Linked DNA regions of Mus musculus: regions 1 and 2 are each linked to region 3. A link is a loop called in an ENCODE intact Hi-C map of the cell type or tissue named here. Cell type or tissue: heart. All regions are shown on one strand.

The links. Peaks named below come from ENCODE experiments on the same cell type or tissue, not always from the same donor. Only the 100,000 strongest peaks of a DNase experiment are listed, where the experiment ranks them.
Region 1: a loop joins it to region 3, with 4 times the contacts of the local background. A loop is called at or near these places in 3 of 42 quality-filtered maps.
Region 2: it touches region 3 in a loop (3-fold over the local background); 5 of 42 quality-filtered maps call a loop at or near these places.

What each region holds. Positions count from the first base shown.
Region 1 is chr6:84,637,611-84,645,610 of GRCm38, forward strand. The region is part of intron 20 of Exoc6b (exocyst complex component 6B); the gene reads right to left. Among named protein-coding and RNA genes, the nearest start is that of Cyp26b1, 48 kb to the left of the region's middle. In heart, a CTCF peak has its summit at 3,562; DNase peaks (open chromatin) are centred at 771 and 3,131; H3K4me3 peaks cover 319 bases; H3K27ac peaks cover 740 bases.
Region 2 is chr6:84,256,949-84,264,948 of GRCm38, forward strand. No RefSeq gene overlaps it. Among named protein-coding and RNA genes, the nearest start is that of Gm10445, 160 kb to the right of the region's middle. In heart, CTCF peaks have their summits at 3,104 (motif pointing right) and 4,726 (motif pointing right); no DNase peak of the experiment used is centred here; H3K27me3 peaks cover 1,789 bases.
Region 3 is chr6:84,584,566-84,592,565 of GRCm38, forward strand. Cyp26b1 (cytochrome P450, family 26, subfamily b, polypeptide 1) reads right to left here. Exons shown (of 7, transcript NM_001177713.1): 2 at 3,237-3,628. The coding sequence starts at 3,440. Among named protein-coding and RNA genes, the nearest start is that of Cyp26b1, 5.3 kb to the right of the region's middle. In heart, a CTCF peak has its summit at 3,179; DNase peaks (open chromatin) are centred at 336, 926, 3,076, 5,896 and 5 weaker places; H3K4me3 peaks cover 5,939 bases; H3K27ac peaks cover 1,693 bases; H3K27me3 peaks cover 6,866 bases.

The sequences.
Region 1 (8,000 bases), 53 kb after region 3:
TAGGAGCAACATGCCTGTTAGGCGGCAACTGAGCTGGGTAGGAGAAATTAGGAGAAAGAAGAAACTTGGGATGGGAGAGTTTTAAACCACTTGTTCTCAGAAGTCTGAGAAGAAATCTGTACACATGAACTGACTCTACCTTCTTATGTGATTGGAGCAGTAAGCATGTATACTTTTTGAAGGTATGAGGATCTTGATCCAGCATTTAATCGGTATATTTATTATCTCCTCATTAGAGCATGGCCCGTTATGGAGGTTCATTAAGTCACTAGGGATTTCTGAATCATAAATTTAATGAATTTCTGTTAAAACCTGTCCCCCAAGGATGGCCTTGTTGGACATCAGTGGGAGGAGAGGCCCTTGAGCCTGAGGGCGTTTGATGTTCCAATGTAGGGGAATGCCAGGGCAAGAAGACCAGAGTGGGTAGGTGGGTGGGTGAGCACCCTCATAGAGGCAGGGGGAGGGAGGATGGGATAGGGGGTTTCTGAAGGGAAGACCTGGAAAGGGGAAAACATTAGAAATGTAAATAATGAAATATCCAATTTTTTAAAAAAAAAAACCCGTTCCCATCAAATTAGGACCTGAAAGAGGTACAGTAAGTGAAAGCACACTTGAATGTTGGCTATCACAGTTGTCAGCATAGCCACCACAGAGGTGTCATTATTAATCAAAGGTTCCACTGCCCTTTGTGAACTTAACAGGGACAGGAACCTCTTTGACTTCTGCTTCAATGTAACAGCAAATCAAGCCCCTGGCTCTCACCCAGGCTACAACTCCCTTTTCCATCCTGTCCATGTTCTTTGGACCAGAGCCATCTGGACACTGAAGATTACCATTTGTCACATGACTTGTTCCTGGGAATTGAGTTTCATTAAGGAAGGACTTCAGCAAGTGCCAGGTCATCAGTAGAGAGGTTTAAGAGAGCATCCCAAGTTTAGACACTATAAGGATGAACAGTTTATACTTTCCCCTGTGATCTCTCTCATGTCTACAAGAAAGTCAACACAAAGTACAGACCAAGACAAAACTGGAAAATCTTATTCTAGGTAGTCACTTTGTCTAGTCCTTTCCATATTATGACAGTCCATGTTTCTGACTTGAAGATGTCATCTTTACCTAAGTTTCTGCATTAGCTTTTCAATTCCTGTCCCTGCATGATTCACAACTCTGAGGTGGAGATAGAGGGTGTTCAGGTGGCCATGAAGCCTTCCCTTATGCTGTCCTAGAAAGCTGTTCTGAGGCCATCTCTGACACCTTGCCTAGGGGCTGCAGTCAGCTCATGCCTCTAATACTTTCTCATAATTCATGTGCTCTGGGACCCATTACCAACTTCTTTAAAGTGGAAATAACTTGGTTTGATGAAGTGCTCTATAGAGCCTGCCATCTAGCAAATGTCAGCCTGCACCAGCAAAGACGACAGTACAGACACTGAAGATAGCAGCATCCCCACACCTTATACTTTTTCTGATTTAGAAAGACTTCTTTTCTTTTCTCCTGTCAGATCCTTCATACTTTGAAGAGATCTTCAAAAACCGTCTTCCAGTCTCTGGGAACCATTTCATTTGCTGGTACAATAGTCTATCTGAAATTACTAGCTATTTATTTGGCCTAGTATCCTTTGGAAGACTATAAAACTGTCATATCAGTCTATTTCTCTCTGCTTCTACCTATACACAGATCTAGACCCATGGGAATTTAGGAAAGTGTGTGTGTGTGTGTGTTTTCTATTTTCTGATCCCAGAGAGATACCAAACATAATAACCAGGAGATTTTACAGCTAAAGGGTGTGTCTTTTTAGATGTTCAGTACTTTTGACTTCCTTTACCATCAGCAACAGCTAAATGATGAAACTCTATACTTTATGTATAGCTGCTAATGAGCAAGGAGTTCTAGAAGCTAACTCAAGATAAATACTTGCTGTGCCAACTAGTTTTATGTTAACTTAATGCAAGCTGGAGTTATCTGAAAGAAGGGAATATGAACTGAGAAAATGCCTCCATAACATAAATGTAGGGCATTTTCTTGATTAGTGATCAAGCAGGGAGGGACCAGACCTTTGTGGGTGGTGCTATCCCTGGGCTGGTGGTCCCGGGTTCTATAAGAAAGTAGGCTGAGCACATCATGGGAAGTAAGACAGTAAACAGCCCTCCTCCATGGCCTCTGCATCATGTCTTCCTTCCAGGTGCCTAGAGTTCTTGCCTTGACTTCCTTTGGTGATGGAGTATGATGTAGAAGTGTAAGCCAAATAAACCCTTTCCTCCACAGCTTGCTGTTGGTCATTATGTTTCATCACAGCAACAGAAACGCTGACTAATATACTGCCCAGGACAATTTGCTGAGCCTTCATCTAGTCTGGAAGCACCCATTATGCATCCATTTGCAAGAAGTTAGACCTGAAGTACAGCAGAAGTCTCTCCCCATATAGATTAGTTCTGGCCCAGCAGCTCTGGACTTCCGGGCACAGGGCTGATGATAAGTGAGGGTTGTCTACACCCCTATTTTTTTTTTCTTTAGGCTGTTCAGGGTCAACTGTTGAATACTCCTAACCTTGGGCATTAAAAACTGCCTCTATATACTTAGAATTCTCTTGGCCGAGTGGGTTGAACTACAGAGTTCCACCCAATGGATGAACTTGCATTGGGCTGAACACTGTAGCACAGCCCTACATGGAGGTAGTGTCTGCATCCTGTGCAGACACTGTCCTCAGCTCTTTCTGATGCCAGCACAGCTCCTGTCCATCCTCCTGTTTCAGTTATATCACAGATACTTTTGCCGCTCAGCTGTGAGCAATTTGAGGGCATGTCCATTTTTGTCTTTGCTTGTTAGCTGTGTGGTAGGGAGTGAAGGAACTCAGTGAGGCCTGCTGACTTGGGACTGAGAGCACCACAGAAGGATGGTGTCCTGACCCAGCTCTGAGTGCCTGGCAGCAAACATCACCTCTGGTGCTAACCCTGCTTTCCCAAGGTTGGTTCCAGGAGCTGGCTCACGTAGCGCTGGTCTACAATCTCTTGTAGTGCTTCTTCATCTCTAGCAGGCAAATAATGGGTGGAAAGGCTCAGTCACAGGAGATTGGACTGTTTACAGTTGGCTGGGCCAAGATTAGTGTGAGCACAACATATGCCAGGTTCATTGGAAGTTACATTTCCCTTTTGTTTACACATTGTAGAGGAGAAGACCAGAAGGGGGGCGGGGGGAGGTGACCTCCTGTTAACCTCGCTGTCTGCTAGAGGCCGCTGCCCTCACCTCTGAATGAACTTTCAGATTATCTCACACAAGATTCACCTTGCGCTGAACTTGTGCGCCTGCTCTGAAGGCCCCAGTCACGTAGATGTGATTAAACATTACAGAGTGGCCATAAATTTACAGAAGTATTATTGTGGCTTGCTTTCCTTTCTTCTTTGGGAGAGGAAGAGAGCAATGGGTTTGGAACAGTGGGGGAGTTTAAAAAGGAAGTCCATAGTCAAACAAACAGTTCCTTTTTGCGGTTCTGAACAAAGAAGAAAACAAGGCATAGGTGTCCCAGAAAGAAAGGGAGAAATATTGGTCAGGAGAGGAGTCAGAGCTCTAGAGGGCTGCAGAGCCCCATTCTTAGCAGCAGAGCTGTGGTAATCAAGGCCCTATTTCTAGACAACCTCAAAGTTCACAGGGGACACTCGAACTGGTCTGCCCTGAAGGGACCCTTGAGAGAGAGGGAATACTTTCCCTTGAGCTTGCTTCATAGTTCAGGAAAGTGACAGGGAAAGAGGTGAGAAAGAGGAGGCTGCAAGCGTTTTCTTCTTTCAGCTGCTATGAGCATTTGAGACATTTCGACAGAGAGAGGACCATGTTCTAGAGGAAGCATCCCAGCTGACCAGATAACCCAAGAACATTTATTTCTGTGATCCATTATTTTATGCTTAAAGTAGAAACAAAAGTATCTCACTGAAAGTTTGCTAAACTCTCTAGAATTCCAAAGCCAAGAGGTGCCTACAACCAGCCTGTGTTACCTGTGAGACAATGAGACTTCTACAACTAGGGAGTATTCTATTTGATCCAAAAGACTTGGAAAAAAAAAAAGTGGTCAGGAAGCCCAGACTGAGGTGACAGGAACTGGCCAGAAAAGCCACCTTTGGAATGAGTTGTCTTGTCTCTGGTTACTTCCATGGCAGTGACAGAGTGCTTAAGAAGCTCACTGTCACCATAGCTGGCGAGGCAGTGTCCCCCAAAGCCCAGAGAGGGTCTGTCTACATAAGGAAGGCAGCCAATGGCTTAACTGAGTGTCTAAGAGTAGAATTCTGAAAACAGAATTAATAATGCACCAGAGTTTATGTCAGTCAGACTAAGCTCCCCCATGGTTCCTTAGAGCCAGCTGAAGGCCCCACCTCCTCTAGGAACCCAGAACCCATCTGTATACATGGAAAGTGCTCTTACATAGGTTCCCACTCCTCTGTTTGTCCCTCACAACTGACGATATCAGTAAACCAGAGAAACCTGACTATTTTGAGTCTGTAGCCTCCAGAATAAATGTCAGCTCTTTGAGGGCCAAGGCCCACACCATATGTGTGTGTGTGTGTGTGTATGTGTGTGTGTGTATTGTGTCTAAAGTCCTAGAAACTAACAAAAAGCTCTTGATATTCTACTGCTTTTGTGTTTCTTCTTCTATTAAAATTATTAGTTTTCTTGTGCACTTCTGTAAGAAACGTACATGCTTTAAAAATTAGAAAACATTTTAACACAAAAGCATAACAGAAAGTGACCACTCATAATTTTATCTCCAGGGGATAATGAATGTCAACAACTTCATGTCTGGCTTTTAAGAATCCCATAATCAGCCACCAAACCCAGACACTATAGCATATGCCAGCAAGATTTTGCTGAAAGGACCCTGATATAGCTGTCTCTTGTGAGGCTATGCCGGAGCCTGGCAAATACAGAAGTGGATGTTCACAGTCATCTATTGGATGGAACACAGGGCCCCCCAATGGAGGAGCTAGAGAAAGTACCCAAGGAGCTGAAGGGGTCTGCAACCCTATAAGTGGAACAACAATATGTACTAACCAGTACCCCCAGAACTCGTGTCTCTAGCTGCATATGTAGCCGAAGATGGCCTAGTAGGCCATCACCTGGAAGAGAGGCCCCTTGGTCTTGCAAACCTTATATGCCCCAGTACAGGGGAATGCCAGGGCCAAGAAGTGGGAGTGGGTGGGTAGGGGAGCAGGGTGGGGGGAGGGTATAGGGGACTTTTGGGATAGCATTTGAAACATAAATGAAGAAAATATCTAATAAAAAAAAGAATGTTTTCTTACCCAAAATAGAGTACATTATACATGCTGACAAAAGCCTATTCCCTGAATACAACATGTCTTTCCCATGTAGGGAGATAGCGCAGCGTGGTGCCTTTCACACACATGTAGACTATGCAGTAGGGATGCATTTTGTATACAGATTTTTAAATGTAGATTATCTTTCTTCATCATTTTGAAAGATTCAGATCGTTTGCTTTTAATGGCTATCTAAACTGAACACATCCCTTTTTAATGAATATTTCCCTCCAGTCCTTTTCTCTATTATCCAGTGCCTTGATAGAAACATGTAAAATATATCTTTGCATATTTCTTTAATAATTCCATCAAAGATGACAATATGGGTGGGGTGGAAACTGGAAGGCCTCTAAAGCTGACTGGCCAGGCCAATCAGTGACCTTCAGGTTCAGTAAGAGACCCTGTTCAAAGGTGGAGATGGGATCAGAAAGACACTTTTGGCTCCACTGCATGCTTACAAACATAAACACAAAAAATACATACCACACAATCAGAAGAGATGACAGTATAATGCAATGGGTAAATGGTTCTGGATCTAGGCAGCCTGAGGTAGATTCCTGGCTTTTCCATTAGTCACTTTCATGACGTTGGACAAGTTACTTACTCTTTCTTCTTTATTCCCTCCCTCTCTGGAACTTGCTGGCCTACTCCAGTCTCCTGAGTGCAGTGACAACATAACCAGTGATGTATTACACTTTCTGTGATCCAGCTTCATCCCCTACAGGACAGGATGGGGATAGTACACCTATCAGGTTGTGGTGCAGGCTGAGTACTCAGAACAGTGCCTTTCACATTGCTGTGCTGAACAAAAGCCACCAACGGTGAGGACTGATAATGGCAATACATCCCTAAGAACAGGATTTGAAGTCAGAGATCTGGGTTGTCATTGATTACTATCCCTCCAGATTTTATACTCCCATTAGGAGGTGTCATGGGTGTTTGGGAACAGAAATACTCCTCAAAGAACCTATTTCTGTTAGAAATACCAAAGGGGCACACTCATAAAAGCTTTAGGTGTATAATATTCTACCATAAGATCTTGTGCTTCCTTCTCTTCCTAAATCATAAATGCCAACAATAATCATGAGAATAAATTGTAAATACTGACACACTGGAAAGAAGGTTGTAGCCTGCTGTACTTAAGATAGTGCTTTATGGCTTGCAAAATGTTTTCAAATGGCTACACTTTTAAGTAGGAATACCACCTAAATTATTTGCTGTGAAACGTTATACTTTCAAATGGTACAGTGAGGATAGTTAGGCTACAAAGTGACCAAAGATGCTTATATTGATCTTTCCCCCAACCCCATGTTATACAGCCTAGACTAGCCTCAAATTCACTATATGGCCCAACTGAACCAAATTCTCCACTGTCCTGCCTCAGTTTCCTGAGTGTTGGGATTATAGGGGTGTGTCAGCACACCCAATAAAATGGCAGATCTCATGCCAATTCCTTCCTAGTCCCTTAGATTTAGCTCTACACCTCCAAACGAATTTGGCCCTGGGGAGGGGGGCTTCTTGCACCCTGCAGCTCTCCTCTCCCCTCATATCTTTTGGTTGTTTTTTTCTAGAAACCTTTCATTTCACTATCAGACATTAAGAAGCACATTTTCTTTACTCTGGCCTTGCAGCCACAGGTTTTCCTCTCTCTTCTCTCTAGAAACTCTTATCAAATGAGCTCAGAGGAAGTGAGCTATAGACACCCTTGATCTCTGAAGGGCTTGGAATATTTTCAATTATGCAACTTTGCTCCCTCCATCAAATGTAAGCATTAACAAATATAGTAAGTTATTCTAAACAAAATCGTTTTTCAAAAATTTAGGTTTCAAGGGAAGCAAAGTCTGCTATTCTTAGGACTTCCCTAAAATTCTCTTAGGTCTCTTCCTTGCTACCAGGAAATGTGAGTGTTCTACTATATTAGAAATTAAGTTTGTTTCCACCAAAGACCCTGTGCTGTGCACACAGAAGGAAAAAATGCCCCAGTCATGTTAACACTGGACTACAGTTGTATTTTTCCTTGGTGTGGCACCTGATGATGTAGGTCTACATCTGAGAATCAGTGTAACCGGTGTCCACAACATTATGGCCAAGTAAGCACTGGAAATAATGGTGAGTACCTGACAGTTTTACTTGTTGTATTAGAGAGAAAAATGTATTAGAGTGGTCTACAGGCTGTGGTCTAGCTAGTACATCAGGGACTGTCTACCAACAGAAAGTCCAAGAATTCAGTAGCTGTTCATTCCCCCAAGGTCTGCCCATGATGTCTCAGCTGGTCTTTAGTGTACACTGGAATCTTGAAGAAATAGGCTCTAATACCAGTGAATTAATAAACTTGCTAGCAAGGTGGAGGACACGCAGGCAAAGAGCATGAGTTTCCTTCTTCTATGTCCTCTGTGTGTGTGTGTGTGTGTATTTAATGTTGGTCTTCAGTAAAACATTCTGATATGATTGTGAAGCCAAGGATGATCTGAAACTTCTGAGCTCCTGTCTCCACTTTTTGAGTGCTGGGATTATAGATATGTGTCACCAGGCCCAGTTTATGCAGTATTGGTAATGGGACCCAGGGCTTTATGCATGCTGGTCAGGTACTCTATATACTCAGTCTCAGTGATAATATCTTTGTGCTACGGCTCTTCCTGTCCAAAAGGATGCAGCCTGTGGTGCTCCTAGGCATCATTTATGTGGGCACACAATGTTAAC
Region 2 (8,000 bases), 330 kb before region 3:
AAACATCCTTAGGTGTTGTTTCTCCCATCCACCGTGTGTGTGTGTGTGTGTGTGTGTGTGTGTGTGTGTGTGAGAGAGAGAGAGAGAGAGAGAGAGAGAGAGAGAGGGAGAGGGGGAGGGGGAGGTAGGGGGAGGGAGGGGAGGGGGAGGGGGAGAGGGAGGGGAGGGGGAGGGAGAGGGGAAGAGAGAGGGAGGGGAGAGGGAGAGGGGGGAGGGAGGAGAGAGAGAGAGGGAGAGAGGGAGAGGGAGGGCTAGGGCAAGAGGGAGGGAGGGAGAGAGAGAGAGAGAGAGAGAGAGAGAGAGAGAGAGAGAGAGAGAGAGAGAGAGAGAGAGAGAGAAATCTTTTCCTAGCCAGGAACTCACTGTTCTAGCCTGCTTTCTATTACATGATAAACACCACAAGCAAAAGCAACTTGGAAAGGAAAACATTTATTTCATCTTACAACTTCCAGTCCATCATGAAGGGAAGCCAGGGAAGGAACCTGGAGGCAGGAACTAAAATGCAGAGGCCATGGAGGAATGCTGCTTAACGGCTTGCTCTCCATGGCTTGTTCGGCCTGTTCTCTTATACAGCCTAGGACTAGTTGTTAAGGGGTGGCTCTGCCCCACAGTGAGCTGGGACCTCCCACATCAATCATTATTCAAGAAAATACCTTGCAGACATGGCCACAGGTCAATCTGATAGGGAAACTTTATCCCCTCTTCTAGAAGTTCCCTCTGTCCAGATAGCTCTAGCTTGTGTTGAGTTGACAAAACAAAAAACAAAACCCAGAAACTGACTTGCACTGTCACCCAGTTGGCAAGGGTACCCGTCAAGAGAGCCCCAGGGATACCCCTGTCTCCATCTGCCCAGCACTTGGGTAAGCACATTACCAAGTCTAGCTCCCATATCCTAGTGTTTGCAAAACATGCACATCAGAGACTGGGCCATCTCCTTAGTCCAGGATCCCCTGGATTCCTAGTTGATATACTCTCAGGACTGTCATGGACAGGGTAATCCTCCAGGGATGTCTTAAGGTAGCCACTCAAGTGCCAGATCTGGAGGAGAGTCCCTGTCTCTTTATTGTTTGAGAGATGGCAATAGGCTGGCACAAGCCAGCTCGCCACTGCAGCTTCCTCTTCCAAAGCAGCACACACTCATTTAAACAAGAGTGTCCTGGAGCAGGACTCATCCCCTCCAAGGAGACCCATATACATCCCAGAACTCACCCAGGTACCTTCTACACAGTCATTTCCCCTCCCCCCAAAGATTAGACCCACAGGTCTTTACCATTTCTAAGCTCACTGATCACACTAAGGTTGGAGGGGACGCCACATCTAAAGGCCACCCTGGGAATGGTGTTCCTCGGGTTGTACAATGATACAGCCACAATTTAACACGGTCTGAACTAATATTATTTCCCTTTGAGTGCAAAGAGCTATGAGATGTTGAAGCATTCACCACGGGGCACTCAAGGAATTCGAGAAGCTCTCTAAGATTAGGTAGAGTTTCCATATCATAGATCGGAAACGTGCTCCGAGAAAGAGGTAGCTTCCTTAGCATCACACAGCATCAGTGGAGAAGAGCAAGCCACGGCCACATCTTCCTATTCTTAGCACTGCTACCATCTGCATCATCCTGTCACAGCTCCTTGCCTCTTGCAGCAATGTCCTGATCCCATCAAGCTCTTGTCACCCCCACCAGCTTCTCTATTTTTATGTCCATGTCTCTCAATTGCTAAGCAAAGTCTCCGCAAGTGTGTTCTAAGTGGTGGCCTTCTGTGTAGTACAGTTCTTGGTGCCTTAGTGGGAGGTGACGGTGTGTATGGTTGGGGTGTAGAACTTCCTCGTCTAACCCAGGACTGAACAGAAAGGAAAGAACAAACCCCTGCACCCCCACATCCACCTTGCATCTGGATCCCAGTCCCCTTCTTGTCCTCGGCAGATGCTCCAAACATCCAGAAATCTGAGATGCCTAGAAAAAAAGGGAAGCAACAGAGAGCAGCCATGAGCTCATCCACCCTGGCGCCACGCACCCCAGGGGAACCCTTTTTCCATGGAGAGGTCTAGGCTCCTCTGGTGGGGATGACTTCGGAGCTGGAGGTTCCCCGCTGGCCACCCCAGGGAATGGTCACTGACTTGTGGTGCATTCCAGCCATGCTCCCCTCAACCCCGCTGACATGAGAACCGGAACCTGTCTCCCAGCTACTCTCCACGGGAGCTGCTGTCCCCGCTGGTCCCAAGCTGTCCACATACCATGTCTTCCCGACCTTTCCTGTCCCCACACTTTTCCTGGTTTGGGATGGAAAGCTGGATGCTTCCTACATTTTCTTTCGCTTACCTGCCTCATTCTCCAGGCCTCTTTTGCTCCTGAGACTCCTTGGTCCTGCCTGGAGGACATTGGTTCAGATAACCCACATCACTATTGTGTGCTCCATGTGTACTCCATATGTGTGTACTCCATGCAGGCCGTGCCTTCAGAGAGGAAGTTGTGGGGAAGACCCCAGAACCACCTGTGTGTATCTACTTTGGAACTTCCTAGCAACTTTGCCTATCTTTCCAAGCCCTTCTAGGTGTATTCTGCTGACTGGAATGGCTCTCCCTTGACCTCTGTACCTCCCATCCAAACCAAAGACCCTCAATCACGGTTTAACCAGGGTAGAGACCCCAGCTTCAATCTAGTAAAAAGCTGGACTTGTGCAGGCAAACACAGGACCACGAAACACCCCTCTTTTTGCTGTTTTGTTTTAAGGCACCACTCACATTTCTTAGTTTGGAGTGTCTACATGGAGTCTGCTGCCCCCAGGGAAGAGGAGAGGAGGGAGGGGCATCAGCTCTCTTTACAGGTATGAATGTGACATGACCATAGCTCACAGCAGCTGGCAGGACATTAGCATGTGGCTGCTCCTAGCAATCAACTATGATCTGAAGCCAGGCAGCCATGTGCCTGGTTAAGTTCTTTGCTATGCTAGGAGAGAGCACACACTGTGTCTGAGGCTCCTGGTCCTTGGTTCACTTGATGGTTCCTCTGCCAGTTGCTCCAGTGTTGGTTACGCTGGGGGACCTGGCCCATTCCCTTCCATCCCTGCATGTTCTCCCCTGGAACTTGGAGTACCACATGGGGTCACTCTCTCTCCAAAAGATGGCACTGAGTCCATGCTTAGAGTGCATGCTCCTTCCTGACTGTGGGCCACACGCTCACCTTGCAACTAGCTTAATTCCCTCTGAAAATCAAAATCAATGTGTCCCCAACCTAACTCATGACTTTCCTCACCTCTTCATGTGACAAACTTTGCATCTGTGTGAAGCAGCCACACCCCTAGTCTCTCTCCAGTGTTTCTTGAGTAATTGTCTTCGAGCTCCCTCAGAGTTCCCTCTTCTTCTCTATGTCACTTGCCTCCATCTATGTCTTCTTTGGCTGCTCACTTGGCCTTGCAGCCACCTGTCAGCTGTCCCCTTACCTCACATGGCACCTGCCTCTCCTGTTCTGAGGCATAAACAGAGTCAACCTTGGGACCATGCAACATGTCATCTGCAAAGTTCATGTTCAAGAACCATGCCATTGAGTTACAAAACAAACAAAAGATCACATAAAGACCTCATGATATTTTGTGTTAGTCTATGATCTGTTAGGCCACGATCATTGCTATCCCCAGCTACACATGGAATCTCTGGCTTGGTTTGGACATATCTGCAAAAGCTTGAGTTCATGTGCATAGGTCAATCCCAGATCCCTTCTCCTGACAGTAAACCCCCCACCTCCCTTGGCGTACAGGGTGTCCGTGCAAGCTGCTTTTCTGTCTTGCTCCCTCTGCTCTGCTTCTTCAGGCTCTCGAGCTCTGAGATCTGAATACTACTTTCCTTTGTTGGGCTCTCCACCCCTCAGGCTCCCCTTCCTTCTCCTCAACTTCCTAGCACATATTCAGCATTCAGGACTTGCAAGACCTAAATGGCAGTCCCAGGGGACCCCTTTCTTCCCACTTTTTGGGAGGCTAAGACCTCATGTAAGACTCTGGCTTCCACACCCTGGTCTCTGTGTCTCCCACACCAGGACTGCAGTGTCTTGATCTTCCTCCTGTCCAGGAGCACTCAGAGGACAGGGCCATGTGCTGCCTTCCCTGGCTCCTGGCATCAGGCTGGGGAGAGGCGTGTCTGTATATCTGTAAGGTGCTTGTTGGAGGAATGATGACACGGCTTCGCCTTGGCTGTCAGACGGCCTCTCAGCTCTTTCTAAAGCGTTGCTGGTGGCACATCAGGCTTTTCAGCCTCACCCTGCTACTCTCAGCCTGGGGTGCCTTTTCCTCCTCTTGCTTATCAGCACCCATGCATCCTTCGAGGCTCACTTTTAGCCCTTGTCCCTGGCTCCCCAACCCAGTGCAGGTTCTTTAGTCTGCGTCCTCTGAGCTGTCATTTATGGTGGGCCTTTCTTGTTCCTGTCTGTCAGGTACAATGTCTAACTGCAGCCCAGCACCTTGACCTTCCTCTCTCCCTTCCAGCTGCCCCGTACCTGTTTGATGGAAGATGGGGGGATGCTCTGGTCTTGGAGGACCTTGCCCTTGTGCTTACCACTAGTGGACTTCCTAGACTAGGCTCATTAGGCTCATCTTAGTTTCTTACCTTTCTGGTTCTAACTTATTGACTCAGATCCAGCTTTCTTACTGGCTAGTAGGTGCCCTTTGCTGGTTTTTGTTTTGTTTTGTTTTGTTTTGTTTTTTAAGATTTATGCTTGCACACATGGTTGTTTGCCAGAAGAGGGCATCAGATCCCCTGAAACTGGAGTTACAGATGGTTGTTAACTTCTGAGTGCCAGGTCCTCTGGAAGAGCATCCAGTGCTCTTAACTGCGGATACATTTTATAAGTAGGAACGGAGACAGAGAATGATGTGGAAAAATATGAAGAGTAAGTGTAACACTGGAGAGAGCTCATGGAGGGGTGTGTGTGGTGTGTGTGTGCGTGTGCATGTGTGTGTGTGTGAGAGAGAGAGACAGAGACAGAGAGGGACAGAGACAAGGAGGTAGAGAAAGAAACAGGAAGACTGAGAGAGACAGAGATTGATGGTGGAGCTTAGTACTTTTCTGACACCCAGGACATCCCTGTGACTTGGTTGGATTTTTCTGAATTAAGAATACCCACTTTCTGGGATGATAAGCTGGCTCAGTAGCTGTACAAGTAGGGAGCCCTGAGTTCCATCCCCAGAACCCATGTAAAAAAGTCAAGTGTGGTAGTGTACTTGTAATCAGCTCTGGGGAGGTGGAGACAGCCAGATCCCTGGGGCTCACTGGCCTGAGTTGGTGAGCTCTGGTCCAGGGAGAGACCCTGTCTCAAAAGAGGAGGAAGTTTCCTGAGGATGACAGCTGAGGATGTCTGCTAGCCTTTATATACATATGTGGACATGTACACACACACACACACACACACACACACACACCTACATTCATGAACATGCACACATGTATAAATACGTACACATGCACGTGCAAAAATGAAAGAATAGCCACTTTCTATACTGATATGGTGCAAGCTGCAAACACAAGTTTAGAGTTCTGGCTCATGCCCACATGTGTCTCCTTCTGTTCAGTCCTATCACTGTAGCCTTGAGAGAAGCTGAGTCTGCCCCACCCCCCTCCAAGGTAAGGGTGTAGTCCCCACCAGGTTGGACAGAGTCCAGGCTTAGTCTCTCACTCAGACCCATATCCCAGGACCCCTCTACTCTAGCTAGTTTGGTGCCTGAGTACCCAGCCAATGGAAGTCACTGTGCCATTTAATCACACTTTCATTCCCATGTTCACTATCAGCAATCAACAAACTAATATCCCAAGAGCCATGGTAGGTTATCACAAACGTGCCAGCTCCCGGACCGAGGAGCCCTTTCTGTAGGTATTATGGAGCAGGACTTGATTTACTCCGTCCCCCTTCTGTCCCTCCTACAGGCTAATTAGTGCTTTTGTTTACAGTGGAGTTGAGCAAGCTGAGCTCCAGGTCTCCCAGCAGAAGTCTCAGTGGCTGGCAGCCAGCAGGTCCTGGGGATACCAAGCATCTAGGTACTCAGCAGCCTCCCAAGGCTGCTCAAGGACATCTTGGGCAAGCAGCTTAATCTATGACCCAAGGTGTTGCACAGCAGGCCAAGCAAAATACTCAGAAAGAGAAGTGGCTGGGGCGATGGTTCAGCTGGCAAAATGTTGCCTTGCAAGCAGGAAGGTCTGAGTTCGGGCCCCCAGAATCCACATTAAAAAAAAAAAAAAAAGGTTTGGTGAGGTGACAGTGAAGACAGGAGAATCCCTGACGTCTTACCCAGCCTAACTTGTGAGTTCTAGGTCTCACAAACAATATGGACAAGAATAAAGTTACCTCTGCACCCCCCACCCCCATATGGGCAGGAGATGGTGTGTTCTGAGGGAAGAGTCTTAGGGAGAAGAGAGGTGTCCCATAAGGCAGATCACAAAGCAAGGGGAGTGTTCCATGCTGCTGGCTGAACAGAGAGGGCTTTGATGGAAGAAATGAAAGGAGAGGAGGAGAGGGAAGAGGAGAGGAGGGAAGAGGAGGGGAGGGGAGGGGAGGAGAGAGGAGAAAGGAGAGGAGAGAAGGGGAGAGGAGTGGAGAGGAGGGGAGGGAAGGGGAAAGGAGAGGAGAGAAGGGGAGGGGAGGGGAAGGGAGAAGGAGGGGAGGGGAGGGGAGAAAAGGGTGTTTTGGGATGGGATAGTCCCTGGGCTTCTGAGGCAAGAAGGAAGAGTTGCTTTCTTGGAGCTATAGTTAAAGTCTGGGCTCAGCAACCCATAAACACTGCCTCTTTTTGATGTACAAACCCAGCCCCCCACCCCAGGCCCATCAGCAGGGTGTCCTCAGCAGGGAGGCACTGCCATAGGCTTTCATTTGCCTCCCATGTGGCTCCCAGCTCCTGGGAAGCTGTCTGGGTGGGGGCTACCAACCAGAGCTTGGCTGTCCCCCAGCCCTTGCCCTAAGCCTTGACGTCATCAGTCCAGACATCTGGCTGTCAGGTCTGATTGAGCTCATGCTTTAGGGGAACTAACTCTCTGCATGTCCATGTCTGCCCCAGCCAGCAGTCCTCACACACTGGCTCTTTTCCTTGTGCAAAACACTGAACTTGACAGCGCCTTGTAAGCACCATGGGACAGCAAGCAGCTACCTGGGAAAGCTTTGAGGGTTAAGAAAGTGTGTGGAGGTTGGAGAGCTAGCTCAGTTGGCGAGGTGCTTGCCACATAAGCATGAAGATCTGAATTCAGTCCCCAGAGCTCAGGTTAGCAGTGGGAAAGGGTGATGCACACTTGTAACCCTAGTGCTGGGGAAGCAGAGACAGGAGGATTCCAGGACTTTACTGATCAGCCAGCTTAGCTGGATCTGGGAAGCCCTGGCTAGCAAGAACCCCAGTCTTGAAAATCAAGGAGAATGGCTGCTGAGGAATGACACTCAAGGTGGACCTCTGGTGTTCACATGCGCATGCACACACACTCACCCCATTCCCTCAATAAAGACCATGTGCTGGGTGCTGAAGGTACCTCAAGGCAGGACCTGACACTCTAAGGACACATGACTGAGGGCAGCTTCTGCTAGAGTAGGTAGCAGATATGGGGGGGGGGGAGCAACCCTCTGGGGTGGGGCATCTGCCTAGCATGCACAAGAAGATCCAAGATGCTCCTCTGACTGTTTGCGGTGCTAACAAGCTCTGCGGCCTTTCTGGAAGCCCCGGATTCATGCCTTATGCTAATCGACAGCATTTACACCGAGTGTTGTTCTCTAAGCTAAGTTTATTTTTCTTGTCTTGACTGGGATGTACAAGTAGAGGTTCAGTGAGACATGGCCATCCAGATAAAGTCTTGCAAATTAACACTAATCATTTCCTGTGAGCCATTTGCTCGTAAAGAGCAGGAGAGTTTGGCTGAGGAGGAAGCCTGGCAGAGGGATGCTGGAAGAATGTGAACTACGCAGGCATGTGGTGGAACCACACTTGGGACATCTCCAGATCATTAGGTGAGGTTTGCAGAGACTCTCCAAGCCATTCTGT
Region 3 (8,000 bases):
TCTGTCACCCCGCAACACCCAACACACACACACACACACACACACACACACACACACACTTACAGGTTTTATTTTTCGCAGCTTGCATTAGGACTGGGAAGTGGGGCCTAGAGGGTAATAAATAATGCGGGAGGATGGAGATGCAGGGGCACCCACGGAAGGCTGCGTTTAGTAATGACTTGAGGTGGGGGCGTGTATCCCCGACAGCTGAACCTGAAGCTGGAGCCTGCTCCCCCACCCCTGCGCAGCGGAGCCTCTCGGAATAAATATTTCCAGGCTCCAGGCCACGGGCTGGCGAGACCCCGCGGGGTGGCCGCAGGCCAAAGATTATTTATAGCGGCGAGTTGTGCGTGCCCGGAGGCTGTCCCTAGAGAAGGGGGTTGGAGTTTCCTCTCTGCTCCGGTGTGGCCCTTCGTGGGCTCCGCAGGGTGGAGTCTTGGGTCCAGAGCAACAACTCTCCTGAAGCATTTGTCCAGGGAATAACTGGGATGGACTTTCGTCTCCGCCCTTAAATTTGGAACTGGAGCACCCGGAAGGTGCTTCTGAGGGGCGGCGGGATGGGGCGCGGTAACCCGCGCAGGTAATCGGATCGCCGGCCCTCGGCCGAGCTCTGAGCTCCACGGCCAGCGGCCTGCGGTGCCGGAAACCTTCGTCGCACTCGCCACCCGGCCCGCCTTAACCCTTCTCCTGCCAGGACGCACTGGGTGCAACGGGGCAGGGAACCACCTGTCCAGTCTCTCCAGCCAGCCAGGAGAACTGTGGCAAGGGATCCCGCCTTGGCGTCCTGGTCTCCTAGGAACACGTCGGCTCCCTCAACCCGGAGACAGGAGGCCCCCTTTCCTGGGTTGCCCCCCCCCCACTTTCCTTTCTCTCGGGGAAACTATATACTCCAGTTAGAAGTGAACACGCCCCAGATGCGAAAAGTGGCTACAGAACCCAGATTCTTAATGGCTTTTCCACATGCTTCTGGGCCCGGCGCGCGACAGGGAACAAGCCGGGAACCCCCGCACCGCCTGGAGGGGCCGATTTGGGGACGCCTCCATCCAGACGCCAGCTTAGACGGCGCCGGCTCCTTTAAGAGAGGTCGGGGCGGAGGTGGGGTGCGGCTGAGGGGGGCGCGGAGCGGGGTTCCCGTCCTCGTCTGCCTTGCAGTCTCCCTCGCTCCGTCTCACTCGGTCTCTCCTCTCCCGTCTTTCCCTCTGTTTTTCTTTTCTTTCGACACAAAAGTTGGGTTGTGAATTTTCCGAGGTCGCCGCCGCCTTGCCCCCACCCCCGCCTCTGATCTGCCTAACTATAATTAAAGTGCGTTTTTTGTGGCTTTAATAAAGAGTTATTTGTCCGCCGTTTCCACGGCCTTCACAAAGAGGACTTTCATAGGGGCGGCCGTTCGGGCCGCGAGTCCAATTTATACAAAAATGTATTTTTAGCCCTGGGCTCTGTTTAGATGGTGCTTAGTGGAAACCGAGAGCCCTTGGAGGTCTCCCGTAAAATCTGATAAATTACTCCGAAGAAAACACCGGATTCGGAGGGTTCGCTTTTAACCCCTTCAGCACCCGCTGTCTGTCCTCCCGAGGGATTTGACCCCCAGGGACGCGGATGCCCAGGCGAAAAGCGCCTCTCCAACTTTTGTGCTGGCTGCACCACACCCGCAAGGGGCCTTGTGTGAGATTGAGAAAAATGGCAAGGGACACGGGGGAGGGGCAGGTCAGGAAACAGGATGAGAACGAGGGTTCAGGGTTCGGAGGATTTGCCTTAAACAGGCGGGAAATGCTGCCACTTGAGCTATTTTATTTTCTAAATTCTCGGCTAAAGCTTGGACCACTGCCAAAGTTAACTCTTTAAATGTGAAGACAAAAAGAAATGAGAAAAGAGAAAGAAAGAAAAGAAAGAAAAAAGAAAGAGAAAAAGCAGGCGAAAGAGATCTTGTCTCTAAAGAAACATCCGATTGGTTGAAGGGAACCCCACCCGATTAGGCAAGCAACCCCCCAAAAAGATGGTCCAATTGTGAGGCATGGAAAGATCCAGGGGAACCTCTCAAGCCCCTCCATCCGGCTTCTCTCCTGTCACTCGGCCCCCCGACGGGGCGCGGTGATGTGTGTGTGTGTGTGTGTGTGTGTGTGTGTGTTCACGCGCACGGACTGCACGCGTCTATTAATTTCAAGCCAAGCTTTCACACGTCTAAACCCATTGGTCTGCGCGCACACGCGCGCGCTCACCTTTCATTTCTCCTTTCGGGGGTCGGGGTTGTGTGTGTCAGGATATCCAGGCTGCCTCTAAAATCCATGAGCACCCGCCTGATAAACACACCTCCCTCAGTTACCCTAGAGGTACACCCCCCTCAAACAACCTGGGGTGTATCAAATTGCAATAAGCGATTGTCTAGCGTTAGACGAGGTTAAATCCAGGTTAATCTGCCTGCTACCTACCTGGGTTTGGTCCTCAACGCGCCTGGCCCCAATTGTCACCAGAGTGGAGTTGTGAAGCGTCCAGTTGCATGGGCACACTCTGGGTCTTTTGCATACTTCTCCTAGCTATCCTCTGCTAAACTGTCCCCACCCAATAAGCAAACAGACCCTTTCTCCCCCCGAAAGCTGAGAGCCCTCAACTCTCTGCCTTGAATTTCTCTAAGGTTTTCTTTTCTCTGCCACCACAACACAGAGATACAGATGCGTGCATACATACATACATACACACACACACACACACACACACACACACCAGAGGAGGGGGAGAGAGAGGTGAGTAGCACCTTGTACTAGCCCAGTTGTACCTGAGCCTGAGCCCAATGTACTGCAGAATGCTGCCCAGGTCTTAAAGTGGGCCACTCAAGCTGCCACAGGCCCTCTCCTCTTCTACCTCTCCCGCGCCTAGGACACTAAAGTCTACTGGGGCTCAGAGACAGAGGTGAAAACTAAGCGAAGCCCTCCAGACTCGCTCCCCAGCGCTCTCCGCACACCCCTGCTTGGACGCCTGCAGCCCGGAGCATCACACTCGGGAGCCCTCTCTGCTACCTACCCTGGTCAATATCCCTCTTACTAGCTCACCCGGCCTCGTTAACTAGCTCACAGGGCGCCGGAGGTCTCTGAGCCGCGCTGCAGGCGAGCTGGGGAAACCCAGGCGGCGCCGGCTGAGGCAAGGAAGGGGCGGGGCGGGGACCGGTGCTTCCGAGTGTCCGAGCTCTCGGCGCCCCCTGGCCGGACACCCGCGGCTAGCGGACTCCTCGAGAGAGCGCTTACCTGTAGCAACCAGTGACCAGTCTCTCCGATGAGCGGGAATCCCATGGAGCCCTTGGGGATGGGCAGCTTGCAGCTCTTGTCGCGGGTGGCAGCCCAGCGCAGCTGCCACAGCTGCTGCGACACCGCCAGCAGCAGCGTCACGGACACCAGGCACGCGGCGAGGGTGGCCAGCGCCGACACCAACTCCAAGCCTTCAAACAGCATGTTGGCAGCCGCTTGGGGGATTGGCTGTGCGGTCCGCGATGGGGGAGGGGAGGGCCGGACCAGAGTGACGGGGGAGGGGAGGCTGCGGCAGGGGGTCCTGGCACCCCTCGGAGAAACCCAGGAGATGGGGCCGAGGGGAAGGGGCTGGAGGCTGCGAGGTGATCGAAGAGAGAGAGGAAAAAGATTGCCTGGAAGAAGAGAGAAGACACGAGGCGACTCGAGGTGTAACTTTGTTTGTTTGTTTGTTTGTCCCTTTAGGCGGGCTCTGGGGAGGTGAGATGGAGCTGAGTTAAGCTGGTGAGCTTGTTCTCCCAGCAACCATCACACACGAAAAACTTTGGAAAACTTTATCCACCAGGAATCTCTCGGAAGCCCCTTTCCTGCTTAAAGCTAGGGGGGCAAAAAGAAGGGGAACCGAGAGCTAGCGGAAAGTGCGATCAATTTATCAAAACTATTCCTCCAAGATTCCTAGGTACATAAAAAGAAGGAAAAAAAACCGGAATTCAAAAATTCCAACGAACCCAGAAACTTTGGGGGCTTGGGAGAAGACTCCCCAGATGAGGCGAGTGTAGAAGCTGGAGCGGCCGCGGCACTCGGAGGCGGGCAGGCGGGCGCGTTGGCCCGAGCGCGAGTGCGGAGTCGGCGAGCCGCAGCGGGGAAGGGACGCAGCCGGCGACAGAGCCCCGGGCGGGCTCTGGGGCGGCGGCGGCGGGAGGGAGGGGTAAGGCGGGGTGGGGTTGGGGGAGGAGGTGGGAAAACCCGAGCCCGGCTATCTATCAATTAAGAAAAGGCAGTCTGTCCCGGGACGCAGTCTCTCGGCTCTGGAGTTGCTGTTAGGGAAAAGAGAAGAGATGAGGGGGGGAAAAAAGGAAAGAAAGAAAGAAAGGCAAAAAGGGATGAAAGAAGGGGAAAGCAGGAGGCAGGACTTCAGGGCTGGTGGTTTGAAAAGCGTCTCTCAATCTGATTTGATCCAAGGCAAGGCGATGCGTGTGTTTATATAGAGGCGGGAGCAGCGCCGTGGGCGCGCGTCCAGCACCCCCCCTGGGCGCGCTCACAAAGCGGGAGGCGTGGTGAGAGGCCGGCCGGCTGCCGAGCGTGTGAGCTCCCGCCGGCCTCCCGCCCAGCCGCCCCGCCCGCCGCCCGCCGGGGACCCACTTGTAGGCGCCTCAGGATCAAACTCAGTTCACCTCGCGCCTTCTCTTCCTTCTCGCCCGGGTCTCGCCGAGTCCAGCACCTTCAAACGGATGAGATGAGACACATGCCCGAGCGCGCATGCACACACTAATGCGCGCGCGCGCGCACACACACACACACACACACACATACACAGGAGCGCACACGGTGCGCACCCTCTTGATGCTAGTTTGACTATAAAGCTACTTTACTCCTGCTTTTTCTCCCTCCTGGATCCCCTCCCTGGTTCCCAGCTTTTGGCTGTTCTGCGTGGAAGTTCCTTATCCGACTGTCCCCCTCGATTGGGAGTTGCCAGAAGTCTCTCTACCCAGACTCCATCTCGCGGAATTCCGTGGGACCCGGCAAACTCAAAAGATACATGTTATTCCCTCCTGATTGCCTATAGCCAGGGTCCGCATTCCTAATATCTGCATCTACAAACCTCAGTAGTCTAGATCCACATGTTTCTTACCATCCAATGCCTGGAGGGTCTTCTGTGCCTGTGTGAGTCCCGGGCTACCAATGCTCTAACACTCCTGAGGACCACAACACACACACACACACACACACACACACACGTTAACAAGTCACTAGTGCTGGTCCTGGAAAGTGTCCAGCACCTGAGACACATGTGCAGTGGTCCTGTACCCAGAGGCCGCGGGAGTCCTGTACACATGTTCTCAGATATGTGTGAATAAGTAAACATGCCACTGAGCGCGACCACCTTCTCAGAGCTAGCCACGGAGAGTCCAGAGCCCCATCCTATGTGGGGTGTGATTGTGGCACCTGCATGTGCTCTCACCAGACGCTGGTGGAGAGAACTTGAGTTTGAGAGTCTATCCATAACCGTATGTGTCTGCGCATCCATGGATCTGCCTGTTATATGGCCTCTCCTGAGAGCCCGGGACGGAGCTGCACACAGCGGCCCCAGTATTTGCATGAGTAGCGCGTAGCTCTCCCTGTCCGTTGCCTCTGGTTTTCCCCAGACGTCTAGTCTTCTTGTTCCACTCCCACACTCCCGGAGCAAATACTAGTAATAATAAAAAGAAATCATCCTAGACATGCCACCTGCAGTTTAGGGTGCTGAGCGTGTAAACTAATCATCCTACTCTGCTAATAGTCCCCTGCATCCGGTATAGGATCTGCTTTAGAGCTCACTATCAGAAAATGTGCGAGAGCGTCTAAGATGCGCGTCTACGCGCGCGCGGTCTCTCGCCCAGAGAGCGCGGCAACTGAAGTTGACTCGGCCAGCAGAGCTCTTTCAGCCCGGCTCTGGCTGCAAGCGCTGGGTCAGCTCCACGCTCACTCTCTGCCTTGGAACCCCACCTGGTGGTTAGTTTTAGTACTACAGCCGCAGGGCATATTGTCTCAGCTTCCCCCTCCTTAAATATCTTTTCCTAACTGGGGACAAGCTCCAAAGAGACAGCCTGAAGATATTCCCAGGGGTTCAGTTTAAGAATCCTAAGGCTGCCCCATCTCCACAGGACAGTCGGAACCGGGACACGAAGTCACATCAGAACCACTGTGACCCCAGAAATAGAGAGCTGGGGAGTGTTTGCTTAGGTGAATTTTACTTTACAGGACCTCTTAGCAAGCAAGATCAGCGAGGCCAGTGCTAGTCCAGTCTCCCTAGGAGGATGGCAGAGTGTGGCTTGGGAAGTTTTGGGGACCTTGATGTCTTGAAGTACCCTATGAATATGACCAGTTTACCAGTATTTCCAGGCAAAATATCCTTAGGGGAAGACCAATACTGGGGCCATCTCGCTGTGGGCAAAGGGACATGAACACAGCCACATGAAGGTCTACTATGAGGCTGCATGGAAATAGGTATTGAAATCTACAAGGCCATACACAGGAGATCCTTGTCCACAGCCAGGAAATGCTTCTTTCTAAGCAGCCAAACTGAATCCAGAGGACCTGCCCACTCTGGGGTCAAAAGTCCACACTTCCTTGTACTGTCTTACACACACACACACACACACACACACTTTGGCTTTGGAGCCTATTTTGCTCCCCCTGCCTGGACTTTCTTCCCACTCAAGTGTGGAGTGGGAGTTGGGATGGAAAGGAAGGGGTCCTAAGTCCTTACTGCTGAGCTGCCAAGTGCTGCTCTGGCGAATGTCCTGGGGGACACACAGCCTCACTGTAACAGCTGCAGTGTGTCCTGATGGGACGTGTTTCTCTTCAAGTCCCCTGCGTGCTGAGGAGGAGGAGAGAGGAAGGAATGTATGCTGCAGAAATACACAAGGCTTCTTGGAGGTGCTGCAGGTGGATTGGAAAGCTGCATCTGACAAGAAGTTGCAAAGACGCTACCAGCACAAAGGGAGGCCAAGAGCCACATACACAGGAGGGACAATCTGTTAGTGCCCGGGGTGGACTTCTGATGGTGCCAGACACAGGCCTGGTCCACAGCCCATGCCAGAAAACAAATTGTTGACCAGATTAACCCTTAATCCTGGTCACTGAGACATACTGACTCTGACCCCAGGCTGAGGCTCTGTGCAAACAGGCATTTCCAGGTCCAGCTCTGGCCACAGAACACATTTCCCTTACAAGCTGTCGTTAAGCTAGGATTTAACCCATAAGTCTCCTGGAGTAGGCTAGGGCTCTAGGTCAGAATGCTTCTGTCAGCTAGGACTTGAAATGATCTGCCATGTCCCCGGATCAGCATCCCTCCCCATCCAGGCCAATACTGCTAATCTCAGCAACTCACAAAACCCTTTCCACAGCCCAGATACATCTAGGGCTCCAACTCCTGCCCAAGGTGCACCAAAGCCCAGGTTCAGGGAGTGTCCCCAGAGCACTCCAGGCACATTGAAATCAGCTGGAGCAGACTGGGACCTCAGTCAGGGGACATTGTGTCAAGGGAGGCTCTGCCTGGGTGACATTTGTAAGGCTTGGTAGCTGAGCCTGAGAAAATATGAAGGGTAGGCCTCAGGCACTGTTCGAGGCTGAAGACAGGCAGCAAGGCAAATTCCTCTGGGGCTCTAGAAATACCTGCACAAGCACAGATCTGTCTGTCTCAAGGCCTACTTCTCAGGACACAGAGCTGCCAGGATGGCTCTGTGTCCCCAGCTTCCTACACACAGAGTAGAGAGGACAGCTCCCCTTCCACACCCTTCTCTGTGCGCATTCCTGATCATCCTTTCCACACACTGCGCACAGCACTGCAAAGTAACACTATTTTGTAGAGGGATTTGTATATTTGTTTGATGAGGACACTGCTCACAGTTTCGCTCTGTTTCCTTTCCTACCAACAGGAGTATATCCCCTGAGTTGGGGCACTTTTCTGTTAAATGGAGGAAACCCTCCATTTTGTACTCAATTTGCATAGTTTAGGCCCTGATTTTTTCCCAGTTAATGCTTCAATTTCTTCACCCCAAAGCT